2 separate regions of the Homo sapiens genome follow, and region 1 is linked to region 2. Evidence: chromatin contacts called from ENCODE Hi-C data. All regions are on one chromosome and are shown on one strand. The core of a region is the stretch at or near the end of the contact, and the rest is flanking DNA. Distances in the headings are between cores, read along the strand shown.

What was found. A loop is a pair of places that touch in the nucleus more often than their neighbours do. Pooled maps may share reads with other maps.
Region 1: a map of CD8-positive, alpha-beta T cell shows a loop between it and region 2 (17-fold over the local background). The contact joins the promoter of TRUB1 here to the promoter of GPAM in region 2. A Hi-C loop is called at or near these places in 4 of 168 maps with a recorded cell type or tissue (CD4-positive, alpha-beta T cell and CD8-positive, alpha-beta T cell), 1 of 37 single-sample maps with no recorded cell type and 8 of 50 pooled maps.

The regions. Positions count from the first base shown.
Region 1 is chr10:114,933,938-114,940,227 of GRCh38, forward strand. TRUB1 (TruB pseudouridine synthase family member 1) reads left to right here and starts at 4,258. Exons shown (of 8, transcript NM_139169.5): 1 at 4,258-4,602. The coding sequence starts at 4,317. RefSeq lists an enhancer at 4,090-4,629.
Region 2 is chr10:112,181,441-112,188,237 of GRCh38, forward strand. It overlaps GPAM (glycerol-3-phosphate acyltransferase, mitochondrial), which reads right to left and starts at 2,325. Exons shown (of 22, transcript NM_001244949.2): 1 at 2,253-2,325; 2 at 1,354-1,451; 3 at 243-373. The coding sequence starts at 344. RefSeq lists a silencer at 2,243-2,472.

The DNA.
Region 1 (6,290 bases), core at 3,008-5,507, 2.8 Mb after region 2:
CTGTCTGCTTGGCTGAGACGCAAGGAAGCCAGTCCGAGTCCCAAAACTTCAAAAGCCGACAGTGGAGCCTTCAGTCTGTGGCCAGAGATCTGAGAACACCTGGAAAACCACCGGTGTAAGCCCAAGAGCCCAAAAGCCAAAGAACATAGAGTCTGATATTTGAGGGCAGGAGGCATCCAGCACAGGAGAAAGATGAAGTCTGGAAGACTCAGCAAGTCTGCTCTTCCATCTTCTCCTGCCTGCTTTATTCTAGCTGTGCTGGCAGCTGATTAGATGGGGCCCACCCGGATGGAGGTGGGTCAGCTTCTCCCAGCCCACTGACTCAAATATTAATCTCCTTTGGCAACAGCCTCACAGACACACCCAGGAGCCATAGTTTGAATCCTTCAATCCAAGCAAGTTGACACTCAGTATTAACCATCATAGCCGCCTTTATAGAAATTTCATTCATTCATTTATTCAACAATATTTATTGGCTGGGCGCTGTGGCTCATGTCTGTAATCCCAGTACTTTGGGAGGCTGAGGCAGGCAGATCACCTGAGGTCAGGAGTTCAAGACCAGCCTGGCCAACATGGTGAAACCCCATCTGTCTCTACTAAAAATACCAAAAAATTAGCCAAGTGTGGTGGCAGGCACCTGTAATTCCAGCTACTTGGGAGGCTGAGGCAGGATAATTGCTTGAACTCGGGAGGTGGAGGTTGCAGTGAGCAGAGACTGTGCCATTGCACTCCAGCCTGGGCAACAAGAACAAAACTCCGTCTCAAAAAAACAAAACAAAACAAAACAAAACAACCCAGTACTTATTGAGTGCTATGTCTGACACTATTCTAGGCCCTGGAGATATAGCAATGAATAAAACATTCCTGTCTGCATGAAGCTGATATTCTGATAGAAGGCATCAGACATTAAACAAAATTAGTAAAATATGTGGTACGTATTAGTCCATCTATGTTACTATAAAAGAATATCTGAGACTGGGTAATTTATAAAGAAAAGAAGCTTAATTGGCTCACAGTTCTGCAGGTTGTAGAGGAAGCATGGTGTGGGCATCTAATTCTGGTGAGGCCCTCAGGAAGCTTCCAATCATAGCAGGTGAATGGGAAGCAGGCACGTCATGTGGCTGAGAGTAGGAGCAAGAGAGCAAGGGCAGGGAGGTCCCAGACTCTTAAACAACCAGCTCTCACATGAACTAACTGAGTGAGAACTCATTTGTCACCAAGGGGTTGGTGCTAAACCATTCACGAGGGGTCCACTCCTGTGACCCAATCACCTACCACCAGGCCCAACCTCCAACACTGGGAGCTAAACCATTCACGAGGGGTCCACTCCTGTGACCCAATCACCTACCACCAGGCCCAACCTCCAACACTGGGAGCTAAACCATTCACGAGGGGTCCACTCCTGTGACCCAATCACCTACCACCAGGCCCAACCTCCAACACTGGGAGCTAAACCATTCACGAGGGGTCCACTCCTGTGACCCAATCACCTACCACCAGGCCCAACCTCCAACACTGGGAGCTAAACCATTCACGAGGGGTCCACTCCTGTGACCCAATCACCTACCACCAGGCCCAACCTCCAACACTGGGAGCTAAACCATTCACGAGGGGTCCACTCCTGTGATCCAATCACCTACCACCAGGCCCAACCTCCAACACTGGGAGCTAAACCATTCACGAGGGGTCCACTCCTGTGATCCAATCACCTACCACCAGGCCCAACCTCCAACACTGGGAGCTAAACCATTCATGAGGGGTCCACTCCTGTGATCCAATCACCTACCACCAGGCCCAACCTCCAACACTGGGAGCTAAACCATTCATGAGGGGTCCACTCCTGTGATCCAATCACCTACCACCAGGCCCAACCTCCAACACTGGGAATCACGTTTCAACATGAGATTTGGAGGGAACCAACATCCGAATCATTTTCATGGTATGTCAGGTGAGATGTGCCATGGAAAAAAATAAAGCCAGAAAGTTAGCTAGGAAAGTGCCATGGTAGAGGGATAGAAAGAGGGAGGTATTATGTTCTGTAGGTGGTCAGGAGTGACTTCATCCAGAAGATTTTTGGAATTGGATCAAAATAGGATGGTTTAAAACAAGGATGTGGAATGAAGAGTTAGAATAAAAGGCCTGTTAGAAACAGGAAAGAGGAATAAAGACACAAGTGGGCCAGGCGTGATGGCTCGTGCCTGTAATCCCAGCACTTTGGGAGGCCGAGGCAGGCGGATCACCTGAGGTTGGGAGTTCATGACCAGCCTGACCAACATGGAGAAACCCCGTCCCTACTAAAAATACAAAATTAGCTGGGCATGGTGCCACATGCCTGTAATCCCACCTACTCAGGAGTCTGAGGCAGGAGAATCATTTGAACCCGGGAGGCGGAGGTTGCAGTGAGCTGAGATTGTGCCACTGCACTCCAGCCTGGGCAACAAGAGTGAAACTCTGTCTCAAAAAAAAAAAAAAAAAAAAAAAAGACACAAGTGAGTAGCATAAAAGAAGGATGTGCAGCTAGAGACAGAGAACTTTCTAGGTTCTGAATAGTGTGTCAGTGTATTTCTGATAAATCTTCTCCCCCTGTGCCCCCAAGCTGGTATGAATCAGTTTTCTGTTGACCAAAGAGCCCAAACTCATACATGTATTGGAGCAAAAAAAACCTGTGAATTCAAGGCCTGCCCAATGTGGGAGATGTTGATTACCTTAGAAAAACAAAGCTTGGTGCTTCTGATCCCAAGAATGCCGATATAATAGCAGAGTAGCATTAATTTTGTTGTGTCCTAGCATCCCAGAAATCAAACATGCAAGAAATATACATTTCTTCATTTTCTTTAAATCAGATTAACTCTGGTCCTACACTGGGCTGATGGAAAATTCAAATATAAGCATCATATGTTACCCCTAGTTCTGTTCTCCCTCTGCATCCCTCACCCCCAGAGCCACAAGAGAAATAGGGAGGCTTGCTGATGTCCGGACAATTGGGAAAAGGCCTCTAATCTCCAAGTGCCTTGGAGTCATCCAAGTCATCATTGATCAAGCCTTGCAACCTTCCCTGCAAGTCCCTGGCTCTCTGCTTCCATGGCACAAGAATAGAGAACTCTTTCCTGAGGCTAATGGACACCATGCTCCTTTGGGTGCAGTCATCCCTTCTGAAGTCACAACATCTTTGTGGAAAAATTAACATCTTGAAGCAGGGCCAGGTGTCCACTAATCCTGTGATATGCCAATCTTTTCAGTTAGCTTAGGCTTTTATAATAGACCACAAGAGTAAGTGACTTCCTTCTAGGAGTTTCAGCTTTCCACCCTGAAAAAACTCCCTCAAAGATTTTTTTTTCCTTTTAATAAATTGTTCTGCCATGTGTCTGTTGCACGAATGGGTGCAAGTTCAAATGGGACCCCATAACTGGTGATTGTGAGCAGCTAAGGGGCATCACTAAAATACTAGATATTAAAGTCCAAGAGTATGATGAGGACAAAGAGTGGTTGTAAAGAAACCTAAAAAACAATGAGGGCAAACTTTATCTGTCTCACAATAGTTATGATAGCATTTAATGTTTCTGGTGCAGAAGTAATTTTTCTCCACTCTGCCTTGTGCTGGAATCAAAACAATATTCCTCAATCTTGTTAGGGAGTGAATAACTTTTAGGGAGAAGGTCTCAAATGGGAAGTGGTTTAAAGTTTATGAATTGCAAGAATACCTTTTGATATCTAAACAAAGTGTACTAAGGAATTCAACCCACAGAAGAGCTGATATTCAAAATCAGAATTATTAAAAATTGTAGTGGGGTCAGTGGGGGTTTGGGGAGGGTGAACAGGAGTGCATGAAGAGCATCAAAATAAGCACAAGTGATTTACCATTGGCTTGGTTTCTTCGGGGAATTTGAAGAATTCATACTTATTTATACGTTTTCAAATATTTATTTAAGTGCCTACAACATGTGAGGCATTTGGGAATGTCTCAGTTAACGTGGTACATAAGTTCCTTGCTCTAATAGAGCTCACATTTGGATGTCTTCTAATTCTGAACCTGAATGTAAGAGCACAATACAATCAATGAAGCAGTGAGCCCAGGAAGCCATGGATCTTCACAAGCCTCAGGAAAAGTCAACATTTAAAATTTTCTATTTAAAGTCCAAGGGCACAGCAAGCTCTTGGTCTATATGGGAAGGCCATGGACTACAATTCCCACAAGTCCGTGCGACCTCTCCGTTCTGCGCAGCTTCGCGGTATGAGGAAGAGGGTCCTGTCAGGCGCACTCTTGTTGCATCATCAGCGTGCACCTCCACGATGAAACAGGTCTGGGCTACAAAAGTATGGCCGCTTCTGAGGCGGCGGTGGTGTCTTCGCCGTCTTTGAAAACAGACACATCCCCTGTCCTTGAAACTGCAGGAACGGTCGCAGCAATGGCTGCGACCCCGTCAGCAAGGGCTGCAGCCGCGGTGGTTGCGGCCGCGGCCAGGACCGGATCCGAAGCCAGGGTCTCCAAGGCCGCTTTGGCTACCAAGCTGCTGTCCTTGAGCGGCGTGTTCGCCGTGCACAAGCCCAAAGGGCCCACTTCAGCCGAGCTGCTGAATCGGTTGAAGGAGAAGCTGCTGGCAGGTACTGCAGCCCGGGTGGGGACCAGGCTGAGGCGGTCGCTGCGAGAGGGGAAGCACATTAGGCTTTTTGCGACGCTCGTGATTCAAGAGACAAAAGGAGGGGAAAGGGAGACTGACCATTGAATTAGCTCTGGACAGGAATCTCGGGCATCTCGGGCTTGGACTTGCCCTGGCACGAACTCTTGTAGCCTACTTGGCAGTTGTAGTTCTCAACGGGAGGAAAAAAATCCCGTACTTACACAATAAAACCCTGCCCTTGGGCGTGCAGACCTGTTTTCTGTAATCTGATCGATCCCTCAGGAGGCTTTTGTTGGGTTCATGTGGATGAACCCCAAAAGGAAGTACTGGTTCTGCACCCCTAAAGTTGCATTCCTCAAAATGTATTGGAAATGCAGATATACTTCGTTAACCAAGACTTAATATAGTCGTTTTCACATTTTAATGGGCCTAACAATTACTTAGAGTCTCTTGTACAAATACAGATTCCTAATCCCTGCCCTGTCCGAGATTGTGATTCGGAGAGTTCGGGGTATTTTTAGGAAACTGCAATTCTAAATAGTTGCTCCAGGTGATTCCAGTGTAAGTAGTTTATGGACCACATTTGAGGAACACTAAATATAACTTGGCCACTAAGCTGAGAGTGTTCATTTTATTGATTCGTTTATTCACGTACACTGGGAAAATAGTAGAAAAGCCTAGAGAATCACCCCGTTAATCAGCTCGGATGATTTCACACATAAAGCATCCAGGATCCTTAAGTTCATTGGACATATACAATAAGCCAGGTCTGTGCTAGCCTATAGAGACTTGAAGATGAAAGATAACTCTCTTACCTTAACTGAGCTGATAGCCTAGTAATTTCTGCACCTTGTGGTGGTAAAACTAGTTAGTTAGGTTATTCAAGGCCCTCCAGAGTTTGGCCGTATTCTGTCTCGCCATTAAACCAGTAACAGGGACTTTCTTACATTGTTTAGTGTCCCATGGAAAACTTTACACTTTAAAAAAATGCAAAAACAAATTATTCTGATGGGAATTATAACTGACAGTACAGATTTAAGTGTTTATGGGCAAATAGGTACACTCCTGCAGATGTTTAATTCCAGTATCACGACTACTTATTCTTTTATTAAAGTTTTGCTTTGTTGCCTGAAAGTATGGGTCATACAGAGGACGTCAAAGTGAGGAATTGCATCAAGGATATGTATTGTGGTATCATCATAGTTTTTTAGTTTTCCTTCATAGAACTGCTGCTTTCCTGATTTGTTAGCTAAACTCTGGGTTTCTTTTCTTTTTTTTTTTTTTTTATCCTTAAGGTAATGATTACCATTCTTTCAGACAAGTTTCTGACAAAGCCATATTCTGGCCTTCTGGCTAATCTGCCTCTAAGAACTGAAGTTTCTTGTTGAATCTTGGTTAAAATGTTTCAAGGCTCTTGCTAGGCTAGAACCTTTAGCTAGAGACATTCTCATTATCCTCGATTTCTATATTGCTTGTGATTGGCCTATTTTGTATTTATGTTAGTTAGGCTAGGGCTTTCCAAATGTCATTGTAATTGGCTGTCAGAATTGCTTGGGAAGTTTTTGTTTTTGTTTTTGTTTTTGAGATGGAGTTTCGCTGTTGTTGCCCAGGCTGGAGTGCAATGGCAAGATCTCGGCTCACTGCAACCTTCCCCTCCTGGGTTCAAGTGAT
Region 2 (6,797 bases), core at 1,075-3,574:
TTTTTCCTATGCAAAATGATTATTTTGTTTTCTAACATAATCAGTGTACATAAATTTTCTAACCATTTTTTCTTCCCAATATAATGCCATAAAATTTTTTATTAGGCTTCATAAACATACCAGTTTCTGTAGCTATTAATCTTGATGTGATATTATGTTGCTGCCAGTATTTGCACCTTCATAAACATCATTGAAATGAACATTTTTAGGCTGAGTGCTTTTAACTCTTATCCTAAACTTACCCATTCCTCACTTGTGTGCTTACATCGACCAACACTGTATTCTGATGAATGTGGCAGATAAGAAACATCTATTGTACCAAGGGTCAGTGCAGATTCATCCATGTCACAAAGTGTAATTCCCAAATCATGTGCTATAAAAAATAGGTACCATTTAAATTAACAAGGAATCGAGAGAGTAAATACTAGAACTCAAAATTCTGATTTCTACATTACTTTGCTCCACAATGGGATATCACATGAACTGACAGACTTCTACCATGTTGAGTCACAAGGTAAAAACTGACTTTGATGTGTTTATATGAACACAGTTAGGCTTCCCTGACTAGAAAAAAAAAAAATCAGCATTTGTATTCTAAGACTTCCTGAATATATAAGGATACAACATTGTATCCTTTGTATCCACACAAAATAGCTATGAATAGTATCCAAACAAAACATAGTATGCAAACAAAATAGTATCCAAACAAAATAGCTATGAATTGTATCCAAACAAAATAGCTATGAATAGTCATTTGCAAATGAAAATAAGAGCTTATTCTTATTTCATTTTTGTTAATTGAATAGTTCCTGGCAGAAGGAAGGCATGTTTATTTAATTAAGGCAATTAGGGCACCCCTTAAGTTCCCGTACTTAAATTAAGATCTTAATTTTCTTGTGATGTCCTAAAAGAACATTTTCACTTTTAATACAAAGGTAATACAAAGCTACAAAGCTCTGAAAGAAAAGCACACTATTTTGAAATATCTGATGTATAAGTTTTCATCCTTTTCGATAAGCTTTTTTCTACCCTAAGGAAAAAGATTCACTAAGAGTAAACTCCTAGAATAGATATTAATCCAAAATATAAAAACTTTCAAACATAATCTCTAGCCTCACATTATTTTTGCTTTTGGCTGTTTCTCACCTGGCCTAAAATTATTCCTTTAAAATCCTGAAAGGTCATGTCTAGATTAACAGTGTTCCTTTGGAAGGCATATTCCAATTTCTTTACAATCCCCACATGGGTTGGCTACAGTCACTGTTATTCTCGGCATAACCACCTATGTCCTTAAAAATTTAACATAAGTACAATCTAACATAACAGGCTAGGGGAGAGAATAAACCAATGCACCTGGGATGAAAGTTCTTCTGTTTCATAACATAAAACTTCAGGACTCAGCTATCAGTTTCGGGTGCAGAATGTCCATACAACAGGGGAGCCGCTGCTGCCTGAGAAAATGAAGTGAAGAGAGGATGAGGAGAGGACAAAGAGGCTCGTTTGTGCCAACAGGAGGTCCACGTTTTGCACTTCCTCCCTCCGCACAGTTCGCTCTAGGTCAAGGAGTAATAAAGAAGCAATATCCCAGAGGCACCAGCCAGCAGCATGCGCTGAGAGAAGCTGACTAGAGGATCTGAAAAGGACAGAGGCTGGAAGACCAGCTGTGAGGTTTAAATCTTCCACTGCTTACCATCTGTGTGATTTTTTATTACCATAAGTTGGTTAACTTCTATGCCTTAGTTTTCCCATCTGGAAAATGGGCAGAATGATAGCTCTTAACCTCCTGGATTGTTGAGAGGACGGAATAATATAAACAAAGGGTCTACCACAGTGTGTAACACACAGTGAGCGCTCAGTCCAATCAATGGTAACGCTGTCATTAATTATCTCCAGCATACCGGCTGCTCTCAGAGTACCCCTTACTGCCTCAATGTTCCCTAGGGACCCAGGCGGGCTGGCTGGCGGCGCCTCCGCGCGTGCAGATACTTAGGGGACTGAGTCCATAAGGACTCCTTCCAACCCAGGGGAACCCATGCCCCAGCGCAGTCTCCCCAGGAGAGATGAATCCTGATCCCCACCCCTGCACGAGCCCGACCGATTTCTCAGGGAGAAGACCGGAGCTCGGGTGTCAGGGAATAGGGGACACGACTGCCCCAGCAACTTGCAGGAGTCGCACCACCTCCATGCACTTGTCCCGGCGCTCCCGGCCCGAGTAGCCTCCCGCAGCCCACACCTGCCCTGGCAGTTCGCACCCTAGCAGCTCCAGCTTCGGCTGCTGCAGAAGCCCGCACTTCCAGTCCCGGCCAATGCCAGCTGCAGTGGCGCACCCTGATGACGCAACCGGCGCGTGGCATTGACGCGGGGCCGCCGGCTAGCCAGCGCCGGGGGCGGGGCCCGGCCTGCGAGCCTCAGGGAGCGTGAGCGGATCCGAGGGTGTAATGTGTGTACTCGAGTGTGCGTGCCTGTGTGTGGCTAAAGATAGTGTGTGAGCGCCTGGACAGATGGTTACCCTGCCTAGGCCATGCGTGTGTGAGTGTGTGTGGGTACCTCATTCTGCTTTGTGTAAATTCAGCTTATCCGGGAGCTTGTCCCTCTTCCAGGCTCTGTTGGGAATGTGCGCGTGGGCTATCAGGTTATGTGTGTGGTCTGACTTTTTATGAGATCTGTAAGACTATGTAGGATTTACTACGAATGGGAGAGGCAGGGATTGCAAATGGCCATGTTGTGTAATTTCTACCAAAGTGGCTGAGTGCCTTTTCCTTTAAGGAGGAAAATGAGATATGAAAAGAAGCAAATAAGGCTTGTAGTATAAAAAGCCTCAGTTAGGAGAAATAAGGGCTTTTTTCCCCCTTCGGACTATATGTTACACAGCATGGTGAATATAGTAAATAATAATGTATTATACAGTTCAAAATCGCTAAGAGTACATTTCAAAAGTTCTCACCATGAAAACTGAGAAGTATTTGAGGTGGATATGTCAATTAGCTTGATTCAGTTATTCCACATTGTATTCATAAGTCATAACATCGATTTGTACCCCCTAAATATATGCAACTATTTAGATAGTTTAAAATTTATAGCAATCCAGTCTAGCCAGCTAAGATGGAGCAACAGGACTGAATTTACTCTCCTGCCTAAAACAACTAAAAACAAAAACAAACAGGCATTTATAAGACAATGGCTTTTAAACGTTGTGCTGGACAGTGGTCCTTGAGGAGGGAAAACAAATGAGGTGAGCCCTATGATTGCCTTGATTTACTAACTAGAGGGAGCAGCCAAAAAGAGCTAGGCAGACTCCCTGAGTTGAAGAGATAGAACTGGGAGAGCAGGGAGGCCAAAGCAGCTGGAACTGTGAGTTGTATATCAGAAAGGAGAAAGCTACACAGAGAAAGAAGGAGCTGTGGAGATCTACAACAGATCTCACTCCAGTCTTCCGCTGATTAGAGCATGTGTGTGAGGAAGCTACCTAAGGGCAGGAAATAATCATGTATGAAGAAAAGAGAGAGCAATTACTAAAGTTTGCACAGGGTAGGAAATTAATTCTGCTCCCACAAGGCAGAGTAGAAAGATACCCAGTGATTATACAGGACCAGAAATAGTGCCTGATCCTGGCACCCCGACTGGAAAACCTCATAATTCACAACTCAAATGGTTTTGCTTCAGTAGTGGGGCAAAATTAGCTCTAATGTAAAAGCTACTCTGATTCTATCTTAGAAATCTTAAAAGCCAGCCACCAAAGGATTAAACCGTTTTTGAGAACAAAGTGTCCCAGAGCAAAGCACAAGAATATTTACAGGAAATTAAAAATAACCAACACCTAACAAGGTAAAATTTGCAACATCTGGAATCCAAACAGAATTATCAGGCATGCGAAAAGAAGCAGGAAATGAGAAAAAAAAATCAACCAATTGAAATCATCCCAGAAATGACAGAGATGATAAAATAAGAGAACAAGGACATTAAGAAAGTAATTATGACTGTATTCAATGTTTTCAACAAGTAGAAAAAATAAACTGAGCATGGGAAGTAGAGATGTGAAAAATCTTTAAAAAAAAAAAAGACACAAACCAAACATCTAGGAGATAATAAAACCACATCTAAGATTTTTAACACCCTAACACACACACACAGACACACACACACACACACACACACACACACACACACACACACACAGGATTAATAGGTTAGACATTACTAAAAAAGAAACAGTAAAAAACCTGACGGGAGGCTGAGGCAGGAGAATGGCGTGAACCCAGGAGGCAGAGCTTGCAGTGAGCCAAGATTGTGCCACTGCACTCCAGCTTGGGTGACAGAGCGAGACTCTGTCTCAAAAACAAAAACAAACAAACAAAAAAAAACTTGAAAGCATTGTGATAGAAACTATCCAAAATGAAACACTAAGGGAAGAAAAATACTGAAAGTAAAAGTAGAGTATCAGTGAGCCTAGTATACATGCAATTGTAGTCCCTGAAGAAAATGAGAAATATGAGGTGAGAATAGATTAGGGAGGACAGAAAAAAGCATTTGAAAGAATAATTGATGAAAACTTTCCAAATTTGACCAAAACTATAAACTTATAAACCCAAAAAGCTCAACAAACTCAGTAGAAACATGAAGAAAACCATACCAAGAAACATCACAATCAAAATGCCTAAAGCCACTGATAAAGAGAAAATCTTAAAAGCTATCAGAGAGAAAAAAAAAGACATTACTGTACAGAGGAACAAAGATAAGAATGACAGCAGATTTCACATCAGAAAAATGCAAACCAGAAGATGGTGGAGCAGCATCTGAAGTACTGAATGAAGAACCTATCAATCAAGAGTTCTTTTTATATTAATATATGGTATGTACATTTTATATATTTTTATATATATCAAAAAAATAAAATAAAAACATATTTTGACATCGAATTGCCAAAAGAATTCATCACCAGCAGGACCGTTCTATAAGCAATGTTAAAGAAAGTCTTTCAGGCAAAAAAAAAATGCTGTCAGATGGAATTCTGAATCTATGCAAAGGAATTAAGAGCTTAAGAAACCACAAATACGTAGGTAAATAATTTTTCTTATTTTTTAAACCCTTTTATTTTAATTTATTTTATTTTATTTTTGAGATGGAATCTCGCTCTGTCACCCAGGCTGGAGTGCAGTGGTGCAGTGGCGTGATCTCAGCTCACTGAAACCTCCTCCTCACAGGTTCAAGCAATTTTCATGCCTCAGCCTCCCGAGTAGCTGGGATTACAGGCACCCGCCACAACGCCCAGCTAATTTTTTTCTGTATGTTTAGTAGAGTTGGGGTTTCACCATATTGCCCAGGCCGGTCTCGATCTCCTGACCTCAAGTGATGCGCCTGCCTCGACCTCCCAAAGTGCTGGGATTATAAGAGTGAGCCACCATGTCAGCCATTAAAACTCTTTTAAAACATGATTGCTTAATGCACAAACAAAAACAATATTTTGTGGGGTTTATAACATGTACAAATAAAATGTATGATGACAACAGCACAAAGTCCAGGAAGGGAGAAGTATTCTGTTGTAAGATTCTTATCTTACGCACCAAGCAGTATAATATACTTGAAGGTAAACTGTAATAAGTTAAAAATGTATACTTTAACTCCTAAAGCAACTACTATGAAAGCAAAACTAAGAGTTATTGTTAACACATCAACAAAGAAGCTTAAGTCGAATTTTTAAGATGTTTAATGAATTCAAAAGAAGGCAGTAAATGATGGGGGAGAAAAGAAAGAATAGATAGAATAAAGAGAAAATACATGGCAAGATGATAGATTTAAGCTCATATAAGTAATCACCCTAATTAAAAGGCAGATATTGTCAGACTGGAAAAAAAATGAAGATCCAATGATATGCCACCTATTTAAAAACTCACTTTAAATATTAAGACAAGTAAAAGTAAAAGGTTAGAAAACAGTATGCTATACTAATGCTAATCAAAAGAAATATAGGTGGGTATATTAATATCATATAATTTCAATACAAAGAATATTATCAGAAATATAGAGGATCATTTTATAATGATAAAAGGGTCAATTCATAATGAGGACAAACTGATTCTACATATTTATTCCTCTAATACAGCACTTCAAAACATATAAATCAAAAACTAATCGAATTGCAAGAAGAAATTTTAAAAATCTACAATTGTAGTCAGCCATTTCAATACCCCTCCCCCAATAACTAATAGAACTGTGGGTAAAAAATTAATAAGGATGTAAAAGGCTTGTACAATACTATCAACCCAACTTGATCTAATTGACATTTATAGAACATGCCACCCAATAACAGGAAAATAAACATTCAAGTGTGCACAGAACATCCACCAAGATAGGTCATATTCTGGATCATAAAACAAGTCTTGATGCACATATAAGGATCCAAATCATAAAACATATACTCTGAGCACGGTAGAAATTAGAAACCACTAACTTAAAGGTATTTGGAAAATCCTTAACTATTTAGAAACTCACATACTTTTAAAAAATCATGCTGTAAAAAAGAAAAATGAAAATTTGTAAGTACCTTGAACTAAATGATAATGAAAACACAATATATCATACTTTGAGGAATGCAGCTAAAACAGTACTTAGAAATTTATGGCACTAAAACACCTATACTAGAAAAAAAGAAAGATCTCAAATTATTTATCTCAGATTCAGCCTTAAGAAAAAAGTATAAATTAAACCCAAAATAAGCAAAACAAAAACAGAAAATAATAAAGGGCAGATATCAACGAAAGCAGAAAAATTTTTAAGTAGGAAAATAAAAAACAATTGAA